Linked DNA regions of Homo sapiens: region 2 is linked to region 1. Evidence: chromatin loops called from intact Hi-C (ENCODE). Cell type or tissue: Calu3. All regions are shown on one strand. Links, peaks and the distances in the headings refer to the core of each region. The heading gives the core; the rest is flanking DNA.

Region 1 (12,622 bases), core at 6,534-11,533:
TAAAGTAGACATGTTTCATCTATTCATTGCTTTAACTATATTTGTATATATGCTTTGAAGTTCTTATCACAGTGTTTTTTGATTTGTAATAATAATTAGTAATAATATAGAAACAAAATTAATTGTTCTTAACCAGTGCTATGTAACCTATTAAGTGCTTACTAGAGTTGCATATATGGACTTTTAAATTTGTTCTCAATTTTGAAGTTTGATAACTTAGAGATGTACAAAACTATACTTTTTAAAAAACACGTTTGGGCTAAGCAACATTACTAATTTCGTAATCCATAGAACACTGACATATTCATGGTTTAAGGGACTACTGTCTTGTTCACAGTGCAAGAGGCATGCCTTTTAAAAAGGAATTTCTTATTTTTTAATTCTTCAGTCATTTACATTCAGAATCAACCATCAAATTTATATGGAACAGCCATAGAGAGCAAAATTCTTGTCTTGAACTTTTCAATCAAATTTGTTTTTAAGCACTTAATTCTGAAAACAGTTATTAATTTAAACAAAGCAAAATCTTGAAGTCATACAATTAGAAGTCCCACTCTGTTCCATGTAGATTTCAATATAGATCATCCTAATGTGTATAGTGGTCCCTTGATATCTGTAGGGGGTTGGTTCCAGGACCCTCTGCAGTTACCAAAATCTAGGAATGCTCAAGTCCCTTATGTAAAATACTTTAAATCATCTCTAAATTACTTACAATACCTAATACATACAATATAAATGCTATGTCAATAGTTGTTATACTGTATTGTTTAGAGAATAATGACAAATAAAAGGACTGCACATATTTAGTAGAGATGTAACCATCCATTTTTTCCAACAAATATTTTCAATCTGCGGTTGGTTGAATCCACAGATGCTGGACCCCTGAATATGGAGGGCCAACTACACTAGAAACACACACGCTAGCTGAGAAAGATGGTGGCTTAAGGGTAAGCATGGAAAGAGGCAAGGAGGTGAGGACAGCAGGACTGATAGATAAGCTGGGGAGGCCAGAGCTCCACAAGGACATCCATTTCACTTATCAGAATCTAAAAATAAACACGTTGAGATACTAGAATCAAAGAATCCAAATTAGTTTCTGAACACATTTGAAAAGATCAAACTCTTACAGTTAAAAAAAAAATTAATCAGCCAGACATGGTGGCTCATGCCTGTAATCCCAGCACTTTGGGAGGCCGAGGCGGGTGGATCATGAGGTCAGGAGTTTGAGACCAGCCTGACCAACATGGTGAAACCCCGTCTCTACTAAAAATACAAAAATTAGCCAGGCGTGGTGGCACACGCCTGTAATCCCAGCTACTCAGGAGGCTGAGGCAGGAGAATCGTTTGAGTCCAGGAGGCAGAGGTTGCAGTGAGCCGAGATCATGCCACTGCACTCCAGCCTGGGCAACAGAGACTCCGTCTCAAAAAATAATAATAAAATAAAATAAAGTAAAATAAAGCCATAAATCAGGTAAAAGTGTAGCAATCCAATGAAATTATCCTCTTGATTTCCTTCATGTAGACTATAATGTCTCAAAAGAATGTATTTTGTATACCAAATACTACATGGTAATTTCTAGATACTCTGAAAATATTCTCAAAGTAATTATTATATACAAAATTTGAAAATTCACATCCTAAAAGCATTACAGAATACATTCATTTATTGGGTCTTATCTTAAATCTCCTTATTAGATATTCAATTCATTGTCATCCAAAATAAAAAAACAAACAACAAAATGCTTATGACAGAAATCACAAACAGATGGCTAAAATTTGAAATTGACCTCATCTCTGTTCTTTAGGATAAATGATACAGTAGTTTTTTCCTCTCTAGCCTAAACTGGCTTCTGGGTTTTCTGATAATTCACTGTACTAGTACAACATCATGGCAATTTGTATTTCCAGGATTTTCATTGTCTTGGTTATCATTTCCACCTTCTTCGTTATTCTCAGGAGATACACTCTCCTTTTTTTCTGTGGGAGTAGTAACTGTTTTCTCAGGTTGAGAATTCATGTTCTCAGCATTACTGTCCTTCTCTGTATTTCTTGGCTTGGCAGCTTCATTGCTGGGCTCTGGGCTGGGCCTGTCTGTCTCTTCCACAGGCTCTTTTGGTGCCACTTTTTTGTCTTCAGCTGTTTTGCTATTTAAATGAACAGCTGAGGAGGAATTTTTGGAGTCCTTGGCTTTTTTGTGCATAGAAGTTTGACTGTTATGACTGGAGGCGAGAGGGGAAGACATTTTCTGGGCTTTGCTTCCCTCCGACTGTTCTTTTCGAGGCGGTCCCCAGATAAAGTTCTCTGAAGGCGTGTAGTGTTTCTGGGCGAACCGCAGGAGCTTTCTCCTTTCTCTTCTGTCTCTAATTGTATAAACAAAATACTCTAGAGCACTCTGCTTAATATTGGGAATAGTATTCTCCACAAGAGCTTCATGAAGAATAAATTTTACAAGAGGAGATTTAAAACTTTCATATCCAAGCTCACCAAGGCTTTTAAGAATACGAGTGATTCTTAAATAGTTGTGCTGGGACCTGGAAGAGAGGATTGAATAAAATGAGTGGGGGAAATCAGGTGTAGGAAGGCAGGAGAATGAAAACTATTGGGAAAATATTTTTTATGGAAATGTAAGCCATGGAAATATGCTGTGTAATGACTTCCTAATGCCATATTTGATACCATTAAGAATAAACCAGAGGGTATTAAATCCTTAGGCCACAATGTAATGTCAATCTATGTGAAAGTCAAATGTATAAAATAAACTTCCCTTGTCTGTTGAGTTCTTCATATTAGAAAAATATTTAGGTTTAAATTTATTACCACTGTCAAATTGTTGCTTATTACTGAAAATACACTGAAGATGAATGATCTAACAGAGCATTTATTTGCACCAACATCAATGTACTGTACTCATCAGAGGTAACCATTGCTAAACATAAACACATTAGCTAACAGCTGACTGGTACAATTTATAGTGCCAGCTGATAAGCAAAATCCACCACGTAAGCCAACTCATAAGGATGGCGGCAAAAACTACTCTACTTTGCTAAAACAGTTCTGACAAAGGACACAAAACTGACTTATTTAGCAGAGCTTAGTTTAACAGTTAAGAGCATGGGCTTTGGAGTCAGACCTGAGTTCACACCCTGGCTCTGTAACTTAGCAGCTAAGTGAAACTATGTTTCTCTATGTCTCAATATCCTCATCTGTAAAATGGGGAAAAGTGCCCACAACTTACAGGACTGTTGTAAGAATCAAATGAGATGATACACATGCTGGGTATATAGAACTCGATAAGTACTAGATACTATTTAAAACTATTAGTATTATCATTTAAAGATACGAGATTAGGGACCACCATATTTGTACCTATCCAACTTAACCTAATTTTCTTCAATCTCTGGTCATTCTTTCCTCCTCTTTCCCTATCTGATAATTTTAAATCTTATTTCTAATGGTCTTGATTCCAAGGGTACATTTTCCCCCAGATTACACTAACATCTTTCCTCTCTATCACAAAACTAATGCCATTACTGGATGAATGTTTTCCAAATCTATTTTGTCACAATTCATAATGTAACTCCCCAAACTCACTCAGCTCAATCTTTGCTTTATTACACATGCCTGGTCAAATTCCAAAAGAATCATCAGCCACATGTATTAATCATAGGTGTTGTCAACAGCCCAGGTATTTATTTACCCAATATTGCCACATAACAATAACCATCACTTATTTCTAACTTCCTAAAGCCTGTTTTATATCTCAGACATGGAACTTTCTGCAAACATTATATATACCTGTCCTAGCTTCCAAAAATGCTTGAAGATTTTACTTTGAAATAATTAGCAAATTACTTGGGAAGCAGGGAGAAAGATGTTGATGAATTAAGGGATGGCAGAGTATGGTTCCATGGTCTTATGTTTCAATGAGAAAGTTTCTTTGGACAAAACAAAAACCTTAATGATTCATACTAACCAAACACTGGAAAAGCTAAGCCCAACAGTTCATCATCTTCATCTTTCTGGATGTTTACTAAAAAATTATTGTCTTAACATTCAACTGTGAAGCCCAGAGGGTAAAATGCAGCACAGATGTCTCAGTTTTACACATCTGTATTTTTGAATAGGAAGTAACACTCTTGAGACAATACAAATTTGGGTACAGTTAAGACAATGTGTCACTAACAGCAGGAACAACTTAGTTGTTACATTCCTATGGAGTTTGCATACTCTAAATACTTACTGACAAAACCCTTGGGCAATTCTGCCTCATATATCTATGAGAAAAAGATGTATAAAAAGGTGGAAGAATTCTTTTTTTAAAAAAGAGGAGCTCTATGACTAAACAAAATTTACTATATTTGCAACCAGCTCAATTTTATATAGCCAATCTTAGATGAATGCTGAAGTTAAAATTTCTGTACACATTTACTATATCTATATATGCTCCAATTAAAAATATTTACACAACAGTATAAAAGGAAAAAGACTTGGGTTAAAAAATGATGATGAGTATCCCAGAACAAAACTACAAAATAAAGCAATTGGGTGTTTCAGTATGATTTGTAATAAATGTCATAGTGAAAGACTAAATGGTATAGAAGAGAGTGGCAAAAATCCTTATAATGTATAAACCATCTTAGGGTTACACTATAGGAAAAAGAAAGAAGCTGAGGTTCCAGACAGAGGTTAAGGGTAGCAAATAGTGTTGAAATTGCAAGAAGTCTAGGTAGGTAAAGAGAGAAGACATACAAGGTGAGAACCAGGAAACAAAAAATAAAAGTTAAAAGGCTCCCCAGGGTCTAAATATGGCTCAGTAATCCAAGTTGATTACAAACAAAATTGAAAACACCTCTTAGTGGTTGGTCCATATATTTGTACTCTCATGTCTGAAAATATTTTGCCTCTTTTAGTCAAGGTCGCTTGTTCACTCAATGTTATTTTATTTTACTTTGATTCAATATTTTTCCTCTGCTTAGCTACTATAAATATATTGAGTTCCCTGCCTACTGTAAACTACTCAAGATGCCATATACATTAAAATACAAATAAGTTATGACATTTAAGAATAAGTCAGAAAAGGACCCAATTGAAGAAGAAAATAGAACAGACGTTTTCATAGAATCCTCTATCATTTGTTCAAATCTAGTCAGTAAAGATTTTTTGCAACTAAACTAGAGAAGAAACAGAGTGTTTTCTGGCAGATTCTAAGGCAGTTAATTCACAGCTGGAAAAGCTCTATGCTGACAATAGGTGGCAGAAAGAAAGGATGGGGCAGAGGAGTGAGAAGTGACTTAGTTCAGGCTCCCTTCCCCTGCCTCAACCCTGGAAATCATTTAATTAAAGCCTTAAAAAGAGACTCTGTTTCCACCTATAAATCAGAGGATATGATAACAAAACTCCAAGGAGGATTTAAGCTGAAGACCATATTTTGTTAATCATTTATTCATTCAATAAAAATTTATTAAGCAAGATTGCTATTCCAACCAAAAATAACAAGTTTGAGGTATCTAAAATGATAGTCGTTAAGTACATGAAAGATGAGGTACTATCAAATCCTTTCAAAAGATTTACTGTTACTATTGCTGTCTTTCATGTCAATAGGCTGCTGGCATGTAGCTCTTTCACAGTGTAATATAAGTGTTTAGAAACTCTGTCCAGAGCTAGCTACCTGTATTGCTTAGGTAGAGGTATATATACCTATGCTTTAAGTGCCCTACATAAGTCAAATTTGAGTTATGAGTTAATGGATCTTCTAGTCAGGAATATAAAGCTTTATGCCCATATCTTTAGCGTTTTAGTACAAACTACCATTTTAATATCATTGATTATAAGTAATAAAGTAAAAAGAAGGCTTTTTACTTCTTATAACATTAATATTTATACCCATCTGAATTGAACAATGAGAACACATGGACACAGGAAGGGGAACATCACACACCGGGGTCTGTTGTGGGGTGGGGGGAGGGGGGAGGGATAGCATTAGGAGATATACCTAATGCTAAATGACGAGTAAATAGGTGCAGCACACCAACATGGCACGTGTATACATATGTAACTAACCTGCACGTTGTGCACATGTACCCTAAAACTTAAAGTATAATAATAATAAAATTAAAAATATATATATTTATACCCATCTTACCAAAGCAAGGTGAAAGTTCTATAAAAACACATAAAAAAATAGTTAACTGATGCACAAAACGTAGACTGCTGTGGCCAAAGGAAAATTGCTTAGGTTAGTTTTAATTTTTTTGCTCTTAGTACTTGCTCAGTTTAGCTAATTATAATATGCTTAAAAGTACTTTAAAGCTGGTGGCTGTATAGGCCAGCATTCATAAATAATTCAACTATGATTAGTTTAAATGTAACTATAATTAGTTAAAATTTAACTATAATTAAAAAGAAAATAGACAGTGAATATGAAGAAAATATCAAGAAAAATAAACTTTGGTTATGAGTATTAACAAAAGTTATAAACATCCAACCAAATGAATACAGCAAAACAATTCCAAATAAACTATGTTAAAATGTTCTTCATAAGTTTTGGGACTTATTACCCAAAAATGAGTTTTTGTTTTTTACCTTAATAGTGAAGACAAGTGTAATTTTCTCTCTCTTTTAGTAAAAACTATGGGCCCATCTCATTCTTATAAAATGATTTTTATACATCATAGGCTTAATGCATGAATTTAATCTTAAGAAGGCATTATGCTTAGAAACAGATTGTGCCCCAAGAAGCTTACAGCCTACAAGAAGGAATACACAGAATTGTACACAAGCAATAACAATAAACTCAAAGAAATGTGGCATAAGGAGGAGGGAGAGAAGCAACATTTGGCTGTGGGCAATAGGAAGGTTTCAGGGAGAAACAGGTCTGAAGCTGAATAGCTGTGTTTCTACCTAGAATTTTGTTCCTTTTTGTTGTTGTTTTGTTTTGTTTTAGAATGTGGTACAGGAATGTAATGCATTTCAGACTAGCTTTTTAATCCAAATTCCTGGGCCCATCTCATCTGCTAGTTGTTCCTGCGTTTCATAGAGAACTCTGACCAAGGGAAAATAACTGTGCTGGCCCCTGATTTATCACAGGGGCTTTACTTACTCATTCAGATGCTGAAATCTTTCCTGCCAGTTAACAGCCCGAGCAACATTTCCAGTTTTATCAGTCAGTTTTATTCCAAAAAATTCTAGCATCATTTTATAAGCCAGGAGGAATCTTCTAATTGCTTCTTTTGTTTTTTTGAATTCCTAATATAAAAAATGAAAAAAGTCACCTGAAATGATTCAGTAGCTACAAGGACAGTGAAATAGCAATATTATTTGGCCACCCTGTATAAAATGAAATGAGCTTGCATTACCTCAATTTCATATGTAGTTAGTTCTTTGGCATAGAAGTTCAAGCCTTGTTCTCTCAGGGGGAAAAGCCTATTTATTTTAAAAAAATAAAATTTTTCTATTAACGTTGTCTGGAAAACATACATGATTAAATAGGACATGGTTCAAGATAGATAATATGTAACTGACCATTGAATGTAAGTGTGGTTGTGCTCCAGTTTTTCATAATCTCCTTTCCATTTACTTAGAACTTCTTCAATGTAAACACCTAAATAGTAAATATTTAAAAATGAACCAGACATTTCAAACATTGTGAAGGCATTTTAAGATTCGAATCACTTGAGTTTTATATGAAAACTTGTTTAAATTTAATAATAGCACACAAGAATAGTGCTTTTAAAAAGATGAATACCCTATGCCCATATATTCGGTTATGTGATAAATCTAATTAAAAAAAATTAATAGCACCTCAAATTGCACAAGGCTTTGTTGGACAATGTACTCTAAAGCAGAGCTTGGCAAACTGTGGCCTGCCAGCTGTTTTTTAAATAAAGTTTTATTGGAATATAGCTATGCACATTCATTTATGTACTGTCTATGGCAGTTTTTGTACTACAGTAGCAGAGCTGTGTAGTTGCAATACAGACCCACTGTCCCCCAAAGCCCAAAATATTTACTATTTGCCCCTGTATAGAAAGTTTGCCAATCCCAGTCCTAGGAGTTATATAGTTCTTTAAATGCTAAATTGGATCAAAATGAATTGCATCCTAGGGAAAAAGAAAGAAAGGGGAGTAGAAATAGAAGAAAAGAAATGAGAAGGAGAAAACAAAGGAGAAGGAAAACGAGAAAAGAAAAATGTAGGAAAAAGTTGTAAGTGCTTACTACATGCTGTGCCCATATTACACAGAGCGCACATTTTCCAGCTTAGTCTTCACAGAATGCTGCCAGTGTTATGATCCTCATTTTAACAATGAAGAAACTGGGAGATTTGTTCAAAGTTACACACTAGTAAAAAAGTAAATCTTGAGTGCAACATAGGTCTTTCTGGTTCCAAGAAGTAAGCCCTTTTCACCCTGTCCACTTTTCCTCTACAAGAACTTACAAAAACAAAATCCTCCTGTTCCTAAGTCTGTCAAGGTCCTTACAATTGACTAGCCATTTAGTCAATGTTGTAGAAAATAAAATAGCAATATAATATTTCTCCGAACATAACTCATCTCATTCTTGTTTCCTCCAGAGATCACCAGTTTGTAGTAGAGGCCCACTCTCGGAAGGTTTGGTAAAAAGTTGTTTTGAATCATAATGTTGGCTTTATTGGCATGTTGAAACCATTTACCTCTGTAATTTTCCATTTGTTTTCCTTTCCAACTACCACTCCTCCTGCCTGATAAATAAATACCATTGCAAGATTATGCTTACTGGCAAGTAGTGTGTGTGTGCGTGTGTGCGTGTGTGTGTATACTAGGGAGGAAAGTGAGTTGATATAATTTGTATAATAAACTAGGATAAACATTTTATCTGACCTTAGCTAAAACTTCTGACCCCCACCAATCATAAGATTTCAAAATAAACTTTGTAGTAAAGATTACCAAAAATTCAATATATTGCTTGAAATTACTTTTTAAATTAATATTTACAAAATAAATTCCCTAGTAGAAAAAAATAGAGTTAAATACTATCATAGCTTTATGTTTAATATTTTTAATATGTGAAGGCATTCCTTTAGGAAAATTGTATGAAATTCAAATCAGACTCAAATTAACAATCTATCATTGCATTTCTTCAAAATATTTTTCTACCCCAAGTCCTAACAAAATGAATAATTTGGCCAATATTTTTCCATTAGTAAATAAAGCAGCACATTTCTATCATTAGTAAATATAACTGTGCAATTTTATCCAGAGGTTTCATTCCACATCACAGCAGACTTTCAGGACACCAGAAAGTTAAAGACAAGTAGATCTGGCCACGTCAACGATGTTCTCAAATATTAACTCCCAACTGGTAGGTCTGTTGGTACACAGTACTGGGACTCCCTCCTCCCAAACTCAATCCAGGCTTTAGACCTCTTGCCTCGAGTTAGTTCACCAAAGAATGCAAGGTCCTGCCACTTGAAAGCCTTGCAGTCTATCTCCTTCCTTCTGTGACTCACACTGCTGTGGAACTGGCTCAGTTTCCACTGAGAGCAAATAGCAGAAGCCAGGGCAGTCTGACCACCTCACACAGAAAAGGGCTCTTGGGAGAGAAGCCAGCTTTCCTAGGGTGACCTGGATAAAATTAGGATGACCACCATGAACCACAGCATGATGCCTCAATGAAATATGCAATGTTGTGGTCATATTACCATAGCAGCTGCATCTTCTCACTATGGGTTTGGAAAATATCCTAGGAGGGCAATTGCAGAGTTGGGAAGGAGACAAGTGTATTTGGCAGAGTTGGATGGAGATCTACTGTATCTGCAGTTCCCTTCCCAGAATATTGGAACTCCAAACAGGGATTGCTGTAGATTGCTGATACTGAATCTGAAAACTGACAGGAAAGATAATTCTAAATACAAACAGCACTTTTCAATCACATGCTAAATAGTTTTCAGCTATGGCACAATGGAAAGAACAGTGGACTCTAGAACCTGCAATCGAGTGACCTAAGCTTTAAGTCCTAGTGACCTAATCTTTGAGATGAGAAAGCTGAATTTGATCTTCTCTACTGTTCCTTAATAACCTAAAATTCTATGGTTCTATACATCTCCTCTCTCTTCCTGTCACAAAAATTGTCCCTACTATCTTTCAGATAATAGCAATGTAAATAAGAAAGATACCATTAATCCATAGCTCTTCCTCCAGAATTTACCAAGGGGACACATTAGACTGCATAGCAAAGTAAATCCAATCAATGAAACAAACCACAAAATAAAGAATAACCAAGTGTATGTGATTATTTAAAGTGCAATTTATCAAGTAGTACGTTACTCACCATCTGGCTTGAATGGAATTTTATTCTTATAAAAACGAAGATTGCTCAAGTCATTTTGATATCGGATATCTTTGAAGTTCTGCTAAAGGAAAAAATAAATCAATCTCCAGCACATAGAAATACAGTAAAGATACAAGGACCCTTCATGCATGTTTTCTCAGTGGCACCATAAAAATTTAAAAACAGAAGGAAAATAGTTTACAGTTTAAAACATAGCATTCTATACTCTTACTGGGTACTGGTGTCGGTACTTGTACAAATCCCTGGCAGCATAAAAACTTCTCTTTGGTTTGGCAGTTGCTTCAGTGGAATCACCACCCTGAAATAAAAGGTGAAACTCCGTTTACATGTTGACGCAAGATAATTTCACAAAGAAATTTCCAGAACAAACTTAAGGAAGATCCATAAAGAAAGCCTGAAAATTGTCAATCTGTCCAGATTAATGAAAATATTATAAATATTCCTTTAATAACGCTTACTAGCAATATTTCTTAGCATCCTATTTTTCTTATTTGAACCAATAACATTTGTCCTAAGATATATTACTGAATAAAACACTTTATTATTAACCAAAAACCTAAGAGGCCAATGTTATGGATCAATATCCATCAAAAATGGAACTCAAAAAGGAATTCAAGACATTTATTTACCAGATGATTATGCAAGTGATTCTATGATAAAACTTATTTTAGAATATTTTACATAATACTAAGAATGTGTTAAGTTACTAAATCAATTCTACAAAGAAAATTGTCATTAAATTTGCAACATTTAGCTGTACTTGGAAGTCAAGTAATATTTATGAAAAGAAAGGATTTTAAAACAAACTAGCTTTCTAAACTCCATCCTTTATAATACCATGACAAGTACACAAAGGCATGAATAATCATCTGTTCACTGAATGATAATACAATGTGATATAAACATTTAAAATATATACACACAAAGCAATAAAATGCTCTTAAATGGAATGGTGTCCAATTGAAACAACTTATACATGGTAGTTTACTCATACTGTTCAAACTCTTAAGTAAAATTCCTATCACCATGAACTGATTTTTAAAGTATAAGATGTGGGTTAAAATAATCGATTTGCATTCCCTATATGTACTATTATAATGTATGAGAAAGTGCTGATGACAATCATGAAAAAGAAAAACTTTAGACCTTTAAGAGTCATTAAAAGCTTTGCCCCAAATTCTTTTCTCCTCAACCCCTGTCCTCCATCTGTGTTGACAGATTGGCATCCTCTAAGTAATTTTCACACATTTTTGAAGTGGTGTGATTCTCACTATTACTACAAGTACCGAGTTACTTCAACATCAAATCTTCTGATGCTTAACATTAGTTACGCTGTCATGTTACATAAGCAAGGAAAAGCTTGAATTCTGGTCCTTGCCACACGTTTCAAAATAGCTCTGCCTAGCAAGTTTCTGAATCTATTTAGCCTGAGATACAACCATATGAATCATCATCCTACATTTGTATAGAAGGCACTCTCCATTTACAAAGCACTTACATATATAGCGAATAGACAACAAACAGGGTTGACAGTCAAAAGGCATTATTTCATTTGATTCTTAAAACACACCTGATTGACAGTTAATAAGTGTTTCCATCTTAGAAACAAGATATCAGGGGCTTAGAGAAGTTGCACACCACCCAGAGTCCAGTGACAGTGCAAGAACAAGAATCCCAGGCTCTGGGTCCCAAGTCCAGGTCTGAATCAATCTCAGTCACACTAAAAAATGAAGGATATATGGAAACCTTGGTGTAGTATCAGTAGCCCAAGACTTGGAGTCAGAAGACTAGCAATCTGAACGCTGCTTACTTGTATTTGTGAGGCCTTAAGCAAATCATTTAGCTGAATCTTAGTTTTATCATCTCTGAAATAAAGATAATGACTCAAGCCCTACCTATTTCTCAGGATTATCATAAGAATGTCTGTGTCCTGCCAGCATCTGCTCCTGCTCTTCCAACCCCTATTCCCTTTGGACTCTCTACCCAGACCCCTTTCACCTGCTCAGACAAGGATTCTGTTGTTCAATATTGTTCCTCTTTCCTGGATCATCAAAATTTCCCTCTCTTCTCGATCTCAAACAAACATGCTGTAGTATCTTTAATCTTAAAATAAACATACAAAACATTCCTTGACCCAGGCCTACCATCAATTACAGATCCATATATCTACTCCTTTTTTATAGCAAATCACCACCAAAGAATTGCCCATACTTTGTTTCCTTCTTTTCTTTCCCCATTTTCCCCTGACCCACCTCAATCAGGCTTTTGTCCTCAGCACTCCAACAAAATAGTTCTT
Region 2 (16,668 bases), core at 4,821-9,820, 200 kb before region 1:
ACAGGCACACAGTCCCTTCCTCTCTATGGTAAACCCAAGCTGGCAAATAAGAGTTAATGGACTCCATATGAGTCAATCAGTTCAGACAGTAGAGAGAAAATGGTGTCTTCCAGTCCGCATGCCGGCTTTTCTACCTATGCATTTAGGAAACCTGTTTACCCAGCAGGTTTGTCTTGATGTGGACATACTTGATATGTTGGTGGGGGCTCTGATTTTTGTTTTGTTCCCATCACTGTACTTAACCATAATCTGAAGATTTTTTTTAATCCCCTAATTGTATCTCTGGAAGATGTTGTAGCTTTCTGGTCCCTTTTAGATATTAGAACAGCCTCATTCAACTCTTCACATTTCAAATTCTACTGTTGTATTTCTTCTTCCCCATAGCTAAGGCTTAGTCTTTAACCTGGGGGTGTCTGTAGTTCTTAAGAGACATGGTCTGCTCTTTTACTCATCCCATCCCTCTTCCAGTGAGCTGTCACATGGGAAGAAGAAATAGAAGAAATGGCAGGGGTCATACATAGCTGGCTGCCCGATGCTGAGGGAAGGTGACCCTAGAATCTATTTCTCGAAGTCTCCACCAATGTGAGACTCTCTACATAATTGTTATGCACAATTTTTTAGGGGCACTCTTCAGCTTTGCTGTGATCTCTCCTTTACTTAATAACCCTTCAGAAAGGATCAACCATATCTCTGTTTTGGCTACAACAGGGACCTATGCCTCCAAACCCCTCCATAAGGGAGGGCATCATCTGAACAGCTCCATATCATCTACATCTTCTGCTGCCTCTTTCTCAAGTGTTATGCACCTTCTTTTGTTGTTGTTGTTGTTGTTGTTTCTTTGAGACAGGATCTTGAGCCATGGCAGCTCCTGAGGTCCTTGTGTGGGACCCCTGATGGACTAGGAGTTAGTCCATCAGGTGGCCATGTTCCCTTCATGTTCCTCCCATGTAACCTACAACCCTGGTGACTCCACTGATGCAGCTGCTCCAGTGAGGCTTCTGCCTTATGAAATGACCGGCTGAGAAATAAGCACCAGTCTTCATGTTCACATTTGGACCCCTAACTCCAGGGAACAAACATCAAGATCTCCTGAGATCTCCCTCATGTTCTGTCCAGGGGATGTGTCGGGTGGCTCTACCAGTTCTGCAGCTCAATAAACATTTAGTCAAGAATGAGATGCCTGTTGTCCCCTTCTTGCAATTCACGATTTCTCTTCAAATCTCTCTCCCTCTTTGCTTTTGTTGAAGGGAGAGCCAGCTGCCTATGAAAATGCATGCTCCCCTTTCGTGATGTATATATGTCTCTAAGAGACCATGACCCATTCAAAGACTGTGTTTCCCAGCCCCCCTGTCATGTAGGTAGGACCATGCGACTTGGTCTTACCAATGAAATACAAATGAAGGTGATGTATCTGCACCGGGCCCAAGCCTTTAAGAAGCGGTAACTTCTCTCTGCTCTCTTCTGCAATTGGATGAAGAGGACTTTAATGCCCTGAGGGATGGTCAAGATACAGAATGCAAGAAGCTTTGATTCCTAATTGACTCCATAGAGAAAAGCCATTGCTGACCAATAATACACACATGGATTTTATGTGAGCAAAATGTAAATCACTATTGTGTTACGACTGTTCTGCATTCTGTTAATAGTACCCAGAAGTACCCCCAAATAATATATGTAGGCCAGGCACAGTGGCTCATGCCTGTAATCCCAGCATTTTGGGAGGCCAAGGTGGGCAGATCACAAGGTCAGGAGTTCAAGACCAGCCTGGCCAGCATGGTGAAACCCTGTCTCTACTAAAAATACAAAAATTAGCCAGGCATGGTGGCAGACACCTGTAATCACAACTACTTGGAAGGCTGAGGCAGGAGAATTGCTTGAACCTCAGGAGGCAGACGTTGCAGTGAGCCAAGATCATGCCACTGCGCTTCAGCCTGGGCAACAGAGCAAGACTCTGTCTCAAATATGTATATATGTGTGTGGGTGTGTGTGTGTGTGTGTGTGTGTGTGTGTATGTAATATGTCTGTGAGAGAAGGCAAAGAGTTTTTATGTAGTCACTGAAGCTCACAAGGCAAGACTTCTAAATGAGTTATAGAGATGCCTAGATCCAATTGTTGGATATTTTCTTTGAAATACAGGTCATTAACTGGCTTTTATTTCATCAGCTTTGAGCCCTAGTCATTGTCATGATCACAGTCATTATTACCACCTCACAGCTAAACTTTGCGTGCCAGAAACCATTCTTATCGTGTTATATGTATTAGCTTATTTAATTCTCACACAACCACATTTTAAAGATGAAGAAACTGAAGCACAAAGAAGTTTACAGAATCTGCTGAAGGTTACATCAGGAAGTGGTGCAACCAGGACTCAAACCCAGGTAGTCTTGTTCTAAAGCCCAAGTTTTTAACAACTAATGTATACAGTCTACAACTTCAAAGTACTCTCACATGTTCCAGGACTTTAAGAATAGTCCTAGTCAGCGTCTTCTGCTATGTGTATCTTTATGTAGTTATATAACTCATGTTTCCCTAGACAATATGTAGTAAATATACACATTAAAAATGTAGTGGCAAAATAGGTATTCTCCCATTTAATTCAGGAACGATGTGTTTCCAAATGGCCATGCCATTCCTCTCTTGTATCTAATTGCATCTGTTCTGACCACAGCTTGAGTCTCTGTAATAGAAATGAGTCTGGCCTCACTTCTATACCAGCCTTTACTACTCTGAATAGAAAAATGGTTCTACTCTCAACATTATCAAAACTTCTTTTTAGAATACAAGACAGAAAGTTCTTACCTTCTTTGTAGCACGCACACATCCACACACAGACACACACACACACACACACACACACACACATTGTTCAGCTCATTTATGTGACTTCTTTTCCATTTTTAGCTTCTCTTCAAACTTGGCACAAGTGCTTGAGAATGGGGGGAAAAGGCTATGGAGAGAGGTTGAGTTTGAAGAAAATCCAAGTGATATTCGCTAAATATTGCAATCAAAATGGCCTCTACCCTTGCCTCCTGTCTTCACCTCTCACCCAAACCTCTACCAGTGTCGCTGCACCAAGCTTATGAATCATGGTGCTCTCTCTGGCTTATTTGGCGAACTTCCCAATAGCAGCATGTACAGCCCTTGTACCCTCTCCATCCTCCCTAGCCCATATTTCTTTTGAGTCTCAGTGACAGTACCAGTCACAAACTCCAATATGTTCAACTATTGCCTCTCTGGAAGTGCTATTTAAGTTGTCACAGAAATAGAATCCCCAACAGCACTCATTCCCCAGTTAGTCCATCTAAAAAAATAGAGAATGTTTAGATTAAGTTGAATTCAAAGCAACCCCCAGAGCTAAAGTCCTTACTCTGGAACTGTGGCTGTGATTTTAACCTTAAAGTAGAGAAAACTCTCGCTCTGCTTTCTTTTACATTATTTCATGGTAATCTTTCATGTATCAACATTGGCTTTCTAGTTTTTATTTTAATAGTTTCATTCGATCACAAAGTTTGAAAATAACATACATAATTATTCTTTTGTTAATAAACATTTAGGATTTTTTTGGGTCCCACTTCAGTTTATTTTCGCTAAGGAAAAAAATTACTACTATGGTATTTTCAAAAAACTTATTGAAATATTAATCCTGGTTCTCTAGGGGAAAAAGTACCTTTATGAAGTAGTAATTTCCTACAGGATCTCAGAGTATCAGCTAGTGGCTTCAAGGCTGAGTCTATAAAACTATGTGTGGTAAGTTTAAAGGTGCCTATTTGTTAAATGATAAACTCATGAACAAGATTTTTCAGACTGTATTTACCTGGGGATTCTGGGTCCTCTGAAGAGGCCAATAATTGTGAGAATTGCTTGATAATTCAAGTATTCCTGGAATTTCCAGAGTGTTATGAAGTTTGATTATTAAACCTAACTTTGGCAAAGAAGGCAATGATGTTTTTTGCAATCTATTGCTGTTACAACCTTCTCCCCAACTGCACTGAGGTTTTTATATTGAAGAACCACGGGGCTTGAATAAACACAGCAGAAGACTCAGCAATAAGAGGCCTCACTGAGCGCAAAGGAGCATGGTCCCTGGGTCCAAGGCCCAAGGTGAGCAAGAAGAGGAGGAAACTGAATCTTCTATGAGACCACATTTTAAAAAGAATGTGGTTAAGATACAAAAGTTGTAGCTGGAAAAGCAATGCAGAGGGCAAAGTCTCATGTGAAAAGCAAGGGTAAAAATGGAAGAAACACGTGATAGGATCGGAACTCCAAAAAATGGAGAGTTAGTCAGGATGGAACATTCAGAACAGGTATAAGAAACAGCTTTACGGTAGCTGTTGCAACTTAAAAAGATCATGGTGTGACACTCTGTTAACAAGTATTATTACAGGTTAATGATAATCTAGTTATATAATAATAAACTGAAGGTTATAGAGGATCTAAATGTGCTTCCAAGTGCTAAAAAATAAAATCTTTCATCAAATCTAAGATGCTATTGTGTGTAAGATGTATCTGAATGTTAGAGGGTTAAGATGTGGAATCAGGTGTGACTTAGAACCTAAGATATATGGTAAAGTGAATTCTCTTCCATATAATTTAAAATGCTGGATATTTTATTATACCATGTTTCTTTGAAAGTGGTGCAATATATAGTATATTTTGTAGTTACGTACCCATTCCACAGATTATTTAATAAATCCCTGAAGTGAAACACACTACACAACAATCTCTAAAGGCAGAGAATTAAAGGGGACATGGATCATGTTTTCCCAGATCATATTGTTTTGTAATAATTTGATCAAATACCCTATCTACAAATACCATATATTTTGTTATCTTAGGATGGGCTGGGCCTTAATGGTCTCAAATTGACCCTCAAATCTCAGTAGAGTAATCCAACAAAGGTTTTATTCTAGATCAGCTCACATCACGGTCTGATTCTGTCAGGAAGCCTTTCCTCATCTTGGAGCAACAAAGTCTGGAGCATAGAGTCTCCTGGGCTACTACAGCAGGGAAGAGACATGGAGGGAACCTATTGAGACCGTTAGCAGCCTTGGTCTGAAGCTCGCTTTGTTCCTCTGCTTGTGGTCATTGGTGGAGCATTCATCTAGGCCAACTGAACTGCAAGAGAAGCTGGGGACTATTGAAAATCAGAATGGAGATTTCTGAACACTATTTCTGGGATAGGAGTTATTTATTAAATGGCTTTACTTGGACAGAAATCCTCTAAACACTATGTGTTTTCATGAAGCAATCAATGAAGAAGTTGCCTGACTCCCTGATTGACATCTGTGCTCCACGTTTGCTCTCCTTGATATATCTTTTTGAAAATAAGTTGCATCTTTTTCTAGCTTCATATTTTATAAATAACATACTCTTCTGTAAAAATAAAATATAATTTATTTACAATAATCTCATTAGGCATGAACATCACTTTCGAAGTATCGTGGACAAAGTATTTAGAACCATATAAAAATTATAATTATGGCTATGCAAGCTCCCCTTTGGATCTCAGGCTTTAAAGATTGAAACATATAGCACAACAAATAACATTAGGTATGACAAAGCTACTGCATCCCCAGGCCCAGGGAGTACCATTTGTGTGTACTGGGAGTAAGTGGTGTGTGCAGGGTCATCTGAAAAGAGCAAGGCAAGCCTACCCCTGGAGTTGTAGGACACACAGCAGCCCAGGGTGGAAACCTGAAAAAAATACTCATTTTAATCTTTATTGAAAAACATTATCTGCCCTGAAACTATAATTATGGACTCTCAAGAAGAGAGCAACTTTATGGAATAAAATTAGAGAGGAGTTTTGCCTAAAACACTCTATTTGAAATGACGTAAAAATGAACAAATAAAGGAATTTAACTGCTGGCCTGAAAATGTAAGCATAGAAATAAATAAAAATAGAAACATAGTCCCTAGTATTTTAGAACAAGGCCAGAAAAATGGAGATTTTAACAGCAGAAACCATTAAAATTTTTGATGCCTCACCACATGAAGGTGGAAGCTTCCCCACTCCTGAATTGTTTCAACTGCCTTCTTTCTTTCTTTTGTTTGTTGTTTATTTGTTTTAGAGACAGGGTGTCATTCTCTCACCCTGGCAGGAGTGCAGAGTGCCATCATAGCTCCCTGCAACCTTGAACTCCTAGGCCCGAGTGGTCTTCCCACCTCAGCCTCCCAAAATGCTAGTATTACCGGTATGAGCCACAATGCCCAGCCACTTCCAATTATTTTCTTTCACTCTCTCTCGAGTCTGATTATATATTGTTACTAATTTTTAACAAACATGCCAGAGTTTTGCATTTAAATGAATGTTGTTTCAGTCTAAGTAGTCATCTTGGGAGGCTGTGGGTTAATTTGATTGATGTTATCATTGTCCAAATATTTTTGGAAACTCCTCTTTTGGAATTGCCTTCAAAGTCAACATCACATACTTTGGAACAGTGACAAATCAATGTCCTAAAAGGAAGACTCTTATTTGAAGCCACTAAATGTTCTTTGAAGTTAAATTTATTACCTAAAGGAAATTATCCAGCTTATTAATATCACTTTAAATTCTAAGATATATATGAGAAGATATGACCTTAATAGTAATTATGATTTTATACAACCTACACACAGGTATGAAAGATACTTTGATAAAATGTTTTGAGCAAAAATAGCTAGTGTTAATGTTGTTGGTAGCTATCAGTCCATGGAAATCTCTATAAAGTCTACTATATTTACTTAAAATTGTTTTTTGGCTTTTTTTTAAATTACACTTTATGTTTTCAGGTACAAATTCTCTGTTTGAGCATTCTAACCAAATAAGGCCAGATGACTTATTGACCCTTCCACCAGTTTTTAAAATTATGGTGTCATTTTGTATTTCCACTACCTTAAAATAACTATATAACCAAATTAAACTCATTAGGATCTTATATTCAATTAACATTAACAGTTTTTTAAAATATATATATAGTTTTGTAATAGTTTTAAAAAGCATGAGATGAAAGGAAAAAGCAATAGATTTGGGGTACCTAATTAATGCCAGGCACTCAGCCTGACTGAAACCAGAAGATAACTGGAGTGGGGAGAACCCAAGCCAAGTGTGTACTTGGATCTTCCTTTTGGATGAGGGCACAGTGGGGCTTCTCAAACCAGGATGGGACAGACCTTCCTGGGTGCCCTGTTGATTTGTCCCTCAAACCACACAGCGAAAGTTACCTCCCACTGGGAAGATGCCATAGGAAGGCCTGATTTCCCACCACTAATGCTGCTGAAGCTCAGGCTTGTTGGTTGTTTTGTTTTAGAGACAGGGTCTGGCTCTGTTGCACAGGCTGGAGTGAGTGGTGTGATCATAGCTCACTGCAGCCTCCAACTCCTGGGCTCAAGTGATCCTCCTGCCTCACCTTTTCACATTCCACCTGCTGGGATTACAAGTGTGAGTCACCACACTGGGCCTGAAACAGAGACTTAATGTCCCAATCATGGCCACTGGATACTGAGAGAAAAATTTCTGTGTATGGATGGGAAGGGTGAGGCTTGGTAGGCATAGCTTTTGAGACAGGAAGAGGAAGCCCCTCTTTTCTCCTCCAGATTGTGATTTGGGGAAAGCCAGGAGAATCTCAGAGTCCTGCCACTCAAAACTAACCATCCTATATAATGCATCAAAATCTCATTATTTTTATTTTTATTTATTTTATTTATTTATTTGAGATGGAGTCTTGCTCTGTTGCCCAGGCTGGAGTGCAGTGGTACAATCTTGGCTCACTGCAACCTCCACCTCCTGGGTTCAAGCGATTCTCCTGCCCCAGCCTCCTGAATAGCTGGGATTACAGGCACATGCCACCACACCCAGCTAATTTTTGTATTTTTAGTAGAGATGGGATTTCACCATGTTGACCAGTCTGATCTCGAACTCCTGACCTTGTGATCCGCCTGCCTTGGCCTCCCAAAGTGCTGAGATTACAGGCGTGAACCACCGTGCCCGGCCATCATTATTTTTAATAGATCTATAATGTCCCATATTATTACCATATCATAATTTATTCAACTATTCCCTCTGTAATGAACATTCAACTTGTTTTCAGGTTTTTGCCACCTGAAAAATCACCTGTTTATTACAGAGCTTTTACTTTATAAGTAATAAACCCTTTAATAGACATGTGTTTATGTACTGGTAATTCCTCAATTGGGATTGCTAAATAAAAGTGTATGATGTTTTAAATTGTAATAGCCATTTCCAGTTTAATTTCTAAAAAGGTTTGAGCAAGTCACACTCCCAGCAGCTAAGTAGAGGGCCTACTTCACTAATGTTGGACAGTGTTTTCTTCTTTAAATTTTTGCTTATCTGGTGTGTGAAATATTCCATCTAATTTTCTTATATTTTTCATTTCCTTGATTCACTAGTGAAAATACAATGTTTGTGGCCCATTTTCTTTTCTTTATTTACAACTTCTTTTAGTAGTCATTTGTACATTAGGAATATCACTTACATGTCTTCTGATGGCATTCTGACTGCATATATTTTTCCCAATCCATTGTTTTGTATAAGATATGTCTTCAAATACACACAAATACACACACACAGTCATGCACTGCATAATGACATTTCAGTTAATGATGGGCCTCTTTTACGACGGTGTTCCTGTAAGATTATTGGTCCTATAAGATTATAATACTGTATTTTTGCACTACCTTTTCTATATTCAGATATGTTTACATATTAAAAACTTACCACTGTGTTACAATTGCACACAGTATTCAGTAAAGACACAAGCTGCAAAGGTTTATAGCCTAGAAGCAATAGGCTATGCCATATAGGCATGTAGTAGGCTATACCATCTAAGTTTGTGTAAGCACTCTATGATGTTTGCACAGTGGTGGAATCACCTCATGATTTATTTCTCAAAATGTATCCCCATTGTTAAGTAATGCATGACTATATATGTATATATGTACACACACATATATATATATTCCTTCATTCTAATCCAGTTAAATATAACCATGTTTTCTTGCTAAGTTTCCTACCTACCTTAACATCTCTCTTGACCAAAATTGTACACGTATTTTTAAATATTTTGTTTTATTTTTAATTTTTACATTTTGTTTATATTAAAATTTCATTTAAAGATAGGGTCAAGGAGGAACCCCCTAGAAGCTGATGAGCCTTGTAAGTTCCAGTAGTTTCCAACTCATCTTTAGGTCATTTCTTCCTCACAAATCATTCCTTTCTCATGCAAATATTTCTCCTGTTTCCATCAATATACTTGGAAATAACAAACCACTTTTCTTTTAAAATAGTGAATCCAAAATTTGTATCGAATTTCCCCCAATTAATTAAAAGAAATTTACTTCAACAAGCACTCTCTATTGCTGTCTGCTGTGCATCGGGTGTTGGGGAAACATTGGCAGAGATACAGAAAGGGGAAAATGTGACATGGCAGTTTTCCATAGGGCACTTCCAAACTTGATAAGATATTCTTTTTCAGACCAAAGCTCTACAAAGTTTACAGTTCAATTTTATATCAAGGGACCAATTTTTCACACACGAATCATCATTTAAAATTTGGTGGTGAAAAGGGAAATGGCAGAAAAATTTTGTGGAGTGGGGGTTGTCTCTTTTGTTCTCTTGTGGGAAACACAAAAAACAAAATAAAATGTGACTGTTGCTTCCTTCCCCCACATCCCAAACTCTATGTGGTTTAGAGGAAGGAAGTGTTCAGGAGAGAAATCAGTTTCCTAAAGTTTTAACCAAAAGACTTAGGGGATTGAATTTTTTTCTAAAATAACAACTGCAAACGGATATTTATATAAAGAGTTAGGTCAAACCTAAGAACTAAGAGTTTATTTTTAGATTTCTGCTTGGCCAAGGGGGAAATATGGTAAATGAGCCTCATGTTCTTAAATGGGCATGCAATGGAACTCAAAAGATTTCAGAAATCTGAGAAAATGCTCTTAAGAGCATCAGTTTCTGTAGGCATTATTAGAAACCCCTAGACAATAACAATATTACTACGGGTTTTCTTCCTTCCCCGCCGGCCCCCAAAGTTACTTTCAGTTTTAGTGCTCTGGTCTCTACATTCTTGAAGATACCAAAACAAAAAGAATAAAGATTATGTAAACATAGAAGATATAAATAGAATGTCAAGTGACTTTAGCTGCACAGATGGTGAAGCTGTGCTTTCTGTGGGGCAGCCACCAGCCCTGTGTGGCTATGAAGCATTTAAATGTGGCAAGTCCAGATTGAGATCTGCAGAAGCATTTAGTACACATTGGATTTAAAAGTGAAGTATGAAAAAATACAAAATATCTCATTAAAATGTTTATATTGATTACATATTGAAATGGTCATACTTTAGACATAGTTGGTTCTATAAAAATATATTATTAAAATTAATTGCACCCATTTCTTTTTTCCTTTTTTAAGTGTGACTACAAGAATATTTAAAATTGCATCTGTAACTCAGAAAATCTTTCTGTTATATAACAGTGGTACAGTACTGGAATTAAGAGCTGGGCTCTGAAGTAAACCTACCTGGATTCATAGTTGGGCTACTGACACACAGGCCAGATGACCTTGGGTAAGTTCCATAGGCAATCTGTGCATCAAATTTCATATTTATAAAACTATGAAGGATAAAAGCTTTCCTATTTCAGAGGGCTGTTTGAGCATAAAGCGTTCAGAGCCTGGCACGGTATAAGAATTCACTAAGGCTTCGTTCTGTTATTTTTACTTCAGAATCCAAAAAAGCAAACACTTTTTTTCTGTAAGAGAGAAGCTCTAAAAATAAACAACAAAAAAAAATTAAAATCAGAAATTTATGCTTCCCCCACCTTCCTTCCCCATTCTTTGCAGCCAACTTATTACATTGAGGAAAAAAATCAAACTATCCTTCTAAAACAAAATATTTTCAAGATGCGAGATTGTCTGTTAGGCATTTTTTACCCCCCATAGCTGTGCCCAGTTCTCTGAGAAGACGAATGCAATTAGAGAAAACTATAGATTTTTCCTTTCTATTAATACATCTCATACAGAATTATTGGCTGTAGTATTGGATCTGACTTTAGAAAAAAATAAGAGCATGTATCTGATGCCCCTGACATCATGGAAGTGAGCCTGAAAACAATAATAGTTACAAGGCACAACTTGAAGTTATTGTGGGTTCAGTTCTAGACCACTGCAATAAAATAGACATCACGATAAAAGGAGCCATACTATTTTTTTTGTTTCCCAGTGCATTTAAAAGTTATGTTTATACTATACTGCAATCTATTAAGTGTGCAATAGCATTATGTCTAAAAAATGTACTTACCTTAATTTTAGAATACTTTATTGCTAAAAAATTCTAATGATCATCTGAGCTTTGAATGGGTCCTAATCTTTTGCTGGTAAAGGGTCATGCCTCGACGACCACTGCTGATCAGGATGGTGGTTGCTAAAAGTTGGGGTGGCTACAGCACTTTTTAAAAATAAGGCAACAATGAAGTTTGTCACATTGATTGAATTTCCCTTTCACAAAAGATTTCTCTGTAGTGTATGATGCTGTTTGATAACATTTTACCCACAAGAGAACTTCTTTCAAAATTGGAGTCACTCCTCTTAAAACCTGCCACTGCTTTATCAACTAAGTTTATGTAATATTCCAGATTCCTTGTTGTCATTTCAACACTGTTCACAGTATCTTCACCAAGAGTAGATTCTATCTCAAGAAACCACTTTCTTTGCTCAGCCATAAGAAGCAACTTCTTATCCATTCAAGTTTTAACATGAGATTGGAGGAATCCAGTCCAATCTTCAAGCTGAACTTATAATATCAGTTCTCTTGCTATTTCCACCACATCTACAGTTCCTTCCTACACTGAAGTCTTGAACCCTCAAAAGCATCCACAGAGGTTGAAATCAACTTCTTCCAAACTTCTGTTAATGTTGATATTTTGACCTCCTCCCATAAATTATGAATGGTCTTTCTGACATCTAGAATGGCAAATCCTTTCCAGAAGGTTTTCAATTTGCCCAGATTCATCAAGAAATCACTATCTATGGCAGCTATAGTCTTATGAAATGCATTTCTTAAAAAATAAGACTTGAAAGCCAAAATTACTACTTGACCCATGGGCTGCAGAAAGGACACTGTGTTAGCAGCGTGAAAATAACATTAATCTCCTTATACATCTCCATCAGAGGTCTTAGGTGACCAGGTGCATTGTCAATGAGCAGTAATGTTTTGAAAGGAATCTTTTTTTCTGAGTAATGTGTCTCAACAGTGAGATGAAGATATTCAGTAAACTATGCTGTTAACAGATTTCCTTTACCTAGGCTTTGCTGTTCCACTTATAAAGCACAGGCAGAATAGATTTAGCATAATTCTTAAGGGCCTTCAGATTTTTGGAATGGCAAATGAGCACTGGTATCAACTTAAAGTCACCAAGTTGCATTAGCCCCTCACAAGAGAGTCAGCCTATCCTGTGGAGCTTTGAAACCAGGCATTGACTTATTTTCTCTACCTATAAGAGTCCTAGATGGCATCTTCTTCCAAGAGAGGGTTTTTTTGTCTTCTTTGGAAATCTGTTGTTTAGTGTAGCCACGTTCATAAATTATCTTAGCTAGATCTTCTGAATAACTTGCTACAGTTTCTACATCAGCACTTGTTGCTCGGCTCTACCCTTTTATGTTATAAAGATGGTTTCTTTTCTTAGACCTCATGAACCAACCTCTGTTAGCTTCAAACTTTTCTTCCGCAGCTTCCTCATCTCTCTCAGCCTTCATAGAACTGAAGAGTTGGGACCTTGATCTGGATTAAGCTTTGGCTTAACAGAATGTTGTGGCTGGTTCAGTCTTCTATCCAGACCATCAAACTTTCTCCATATCAGCAATAAGACTGTTTTTCTTTCTTGGCATTCATGTGTTCACTGGAGTAACATGTTTAATTTCCTTCAAAAAGTTTTTCTTTATGTTCACAATCTGACTAACTGGTGCAAGGGACCTAGCTTTTGGCCTATCTTAGCTTTCGATATGTCTTCCTTGTTGAGCTTAATCATTTCTAGCTTTTTATTTAAAGTAAGAGACATGCAACTCTTCCTTTCCCTTAAACTCTTAGAAGCCTTTGTGTGGTTATTAATTGGCCAATATCAATATTGTTATGTCTCAGGGAGGCCTGAGGAGAGGCAGAGAGATGGGGAAATGGCCATTTAGTGGAGCAGTCAGAACACACACACCATTGATCAATTATGTTATTCAATTATGGCAGTTCACGGTGCCCCAAAACTATTACAATAGTAATATCAAAGATCACTGATCACAGATCACCACAATAATAATGAAAAAATATTTTTCATTATTATGAAACAATTTTTATTTATATAATAATTTAATCAAAATTATTTGAAGATTTTTGTTAATTTATTCAAAATTATTTCATATAAATAATTTCAAAATTTTCAATATTATTAAAATAGTGCAGTAGTTACTAATATGTGACAGAAAGACATGCAGTGAGCACATGCTGTTGGAAAAATAGCACGAATAGACTTGAACAATGAAAAGTTACCACAAATCTTCAATTTGTAAAAAACACAGTATCTGTGAAGCCCAAGAAAGGAAAGCACAGGAAAACGAAGTATGCCTGTACTTCTGCAGAGCTTTTTCTACTTGTGAAGCATTATGCCCAAGTGCTTTACATGTTTTATCTCATTTAAATTCATACAACAATCCACTGGAATAAGTATTATTTTCTCCATTTGATGGTGAGATGGTATCTTGGAGAGGTTAAGTAATTGCTAGAAGTCACATAGTTAGTGACAGGGTAAAGATTAGGTCTAATCTGGGTCTACTAAAGACATGTATTGTTAGGGGGTCTTATTATTTCTCAGACAACTATCAATAGGTCTGCACAGATCACAGCCTCGTGGAGAAAAAAAAAATGCTCTTATCCTGTAGCAAGGATATTACACAAGTGAAAGAGAAATAGTTATTAGGCTCATCACATTGTTTCTGCTAGAGCATGACTTCAGAAATTAAGTTATTTTCAAAATTTCTTGCAGTTCACTCTGTATGATGGTGATGTTTTTGAGATAATTTCACAGCACATAATCTAACACTTAGCATATAGTTACTGCTTATTTAATGATTGTTGAATAAATAATCATATGAGTATGTGTGCCACTAGCTTTTCCTAACCAGAGCTTGTCATCTGAACCACAAAGCACAAAAATATTCTGAGTGATTATTTACTCAATCTTTTCAAGTATTTATATAGCAAACACCATTCAAGATCCACAGGTGAGAAGTTAATTTATTACATGCAATAGATGACTTAGGACAATGGGGCTTAATTCACTCTTGGAATCCTATAAAGAACTAAAATTAATCCATGGTCTTTGAGGGTTACCTTAACTTTAGTCAGGGGTGGCAAACTACAGCCTGTGCCAAATATGGCCTATAGACCGTTTTTATAAGACCTCTGAGCTGAGAAAGCTTTTAAAAATTTAAAGGCTTATTTTAAAAATTGAATAATATGCAACACAGGCCATATGTAGCTTGCCATGCCTAAAATATGCACTATCTGACTCCTTTCAGAAAACAAAAATTAATCTCTGCTTTTGGTCATAGTACCTATATATCCAAGCAGAGCAACAGCTAACTTAACTGTTATTATTTGAGAAGCCCCCTAAGACACACGGCCTATAAAGTATTTGCTACCAATCTATCTTCAGATATAACATTCATACTTGTTTTCACTTGTACATTGAGCATTAAAACTGCAGCCTTGCCACCCTCATCCTCCACTAAAGGCCCTTGCACAGCAGCATGGCATAGTAAGTAATGCCATAGACTCAGAGTGACATGAGTACCAATTTCAGCTATTATTAGGTATTGCTTATTAGGTGAGAAAATTGGACATGTCAGAGATAATTTCTTCATTCATCAATAATTTGCACAGCAGAGTCTCATAAATAATGCTTCTTGGTACATACCATGTGTATTGGATATCTATTGCTGTGTATCAAATGACCCTGAAATGCAGTAGCTGGATAAAACAACATTTACTATCTCACAATTTTGTCGTTCAGGAATCCAGGCATGGCTTAGCTGGGTCCTCTATCTAGCTCACGGTCTCTTACAGGATAAAATCGAGGTGTCAGCTGTATCTCCAGTCATCTCAAGATTCAGCTGGGATAAGATCTGATTCCAAGATCATTCACCAGTTGTTAGCAGGATTCAGGTCCTTGGCAGCTGTTGTCAGAGGCTGCCACCAGTTCTCTGTCGTATGAGCTTTTCCATAGGGTAATTCAGAATACTGCAGTTAGTTTCCTTAAACTGAGGAAGCAAGCAAATGCCAGCAAGACAGAAGTCACGGTCTCTTGTAAACTAATTTCAGAAGTGATATCCCATCACCTTTGTTGTATTCTATTCACTAAAAGCAAGTCACTAAGTCCAACCCACACTCAAGGGGAGTAGACTACAGAATCTTATTACCAGGAGGAGGAGATTGTTGGTTAGCATCCTAAAAGGCTGCCCAATACATCATGATTGTCATGAGCAGGGAGTACATAGGATGGAAACATATTTATGATATTACCAGAAAAAAAATGCAAAAACTATTTGGAATATATCAGCATCTCAAGGAAGGCATATGTTGAACATCACAGCTCTGCAATAAAACAGAAGTGAACACACTCCTTTGTTCTGTGACTTACAAACTATATATTCTTGGACAAGATACTTTATGTCTCTGAGTCTCTGTAAAACCTACATTGCAGAATAGATGTAAAGATTAAAATAGATAAGACCAAAAACACCTAGCACTGTACTTGGCAAATGGTATATGGTCAATAACAATAGTTACCACTATTTTCCTTCTTACATGTATCCTAGTCTATCCAACTAGAAATCAATATTTTTAAAACCATATAGCTCTGTATAAAGACAATGACATCTAGGAATGATGTTTCAATGAAAACAGTGTTGCAATAAAAATAATATCTTACGTTAGTTTGGCACTTTTCACTCAACAAAGTGTTTTCACAAACTTTGTCTTACTTGATCCTCACAAGGTGTGTGAAGGCAGTTTGGGGCTTATCAAGGCTCATCTTTGTAAAACAGGAAAACTAAGAAACAGAAAGGTTAAATAAATTACCCAGGATTGCACGATAAATCAGTATATCAGGACAAGGATCTCTGAAAAGATGTGGAAGGGATTAGGAGTGTCTGGTGGTGGTAGGACCAAAAACATACTGAAACCAGAAGTACCAGTAAGGCAGGGGGCCACTTAAATCCAAAGAGTTCTATGGATGGAGTAAACCTGTGACTCAGCAGTCAGGAAGGCGAGGGCAGTCAGAGCTTCCCCTGATCAGAGCTCAGGGCAAATATGTGAAAGAAAAAAAAAAAAGCCAGAGCTCAGGACAAATATGTGAAAGAAAAAAAAAGCCAGAGCTCAGGGCAAATATGCGAAAGAAAAAAAAATCACTCAGAGAATGACCATGTAGCCAATGCAGAAGAACAAGGCAAGGGAAGGTCAGGCAAGGCTGATTTTCAAAATTTTTGTCAGATAAATTTCTTTCATTAAATTGATTGAGAACTATAAAAAGACATCAGAAAAGCAGTCAGGAACCTGTAAATCAGGGGAGGATGTAGGCAGTAGGCGGAGTGAATCAGGAAAGGGATTTGGAATGGCACTGACAATC

Evidence for each region. Peaks named below come from ENCODE experiments on the same cell type or tissue, not always from the same donor. Only the 100,000 strongest peaks of a DNase experiment are listed, where the experiment ranks them.
Region 2: a loop joins it to region 1, with 3 times the contacts of the local background. A loop is called at or near these places in 2 of 110 quality-filtered maps.

What each region holds. Positions count from the first base shown.
Region 1 is chr6:71,291,295-71,303,916 of GRCh38, reverse strand. It overlaps OGFRL1 (opioid growth factor receptor like 1), which reads right to left. Exons shown (of 7, transcript NM_024576.5): 2 at 10,538-10,624; 3 at 10,306-10,384; 4 at 7,522-7,600; 5 at 7,356-7,422; 6 at 7,100-7,245; 7 at 1-2,531. The coding sequence ends at 1,868. All of the region lies in intron 3 of LOC124901339 (a long non-coding RNA gene), which reads left to right. Among named protein-coding and RNA genes, the nearest start is that of OGFRL1, 8.8 kb to the right of the region's middle. In Calu3, for the core only: no CTCF peak of the experiment used is centred there; a DNase peak (open chromatin) is centred at 9,456.
Region 2 is chr6:71,489,577-71,506,244 of GRCh38, reverse strand. No RefSeq gene overlaps it. Among named protein-coding and RNA genes, the nearest start is that of LINC01626, 77 kb to the right of the region's middle. RefSeq lists an enhancer at 10,011-10,210. In Calu3, for the core only: no CTCF peak of the experiment used is centred there; a DNase peak (open chromatin) is centred at 7,414.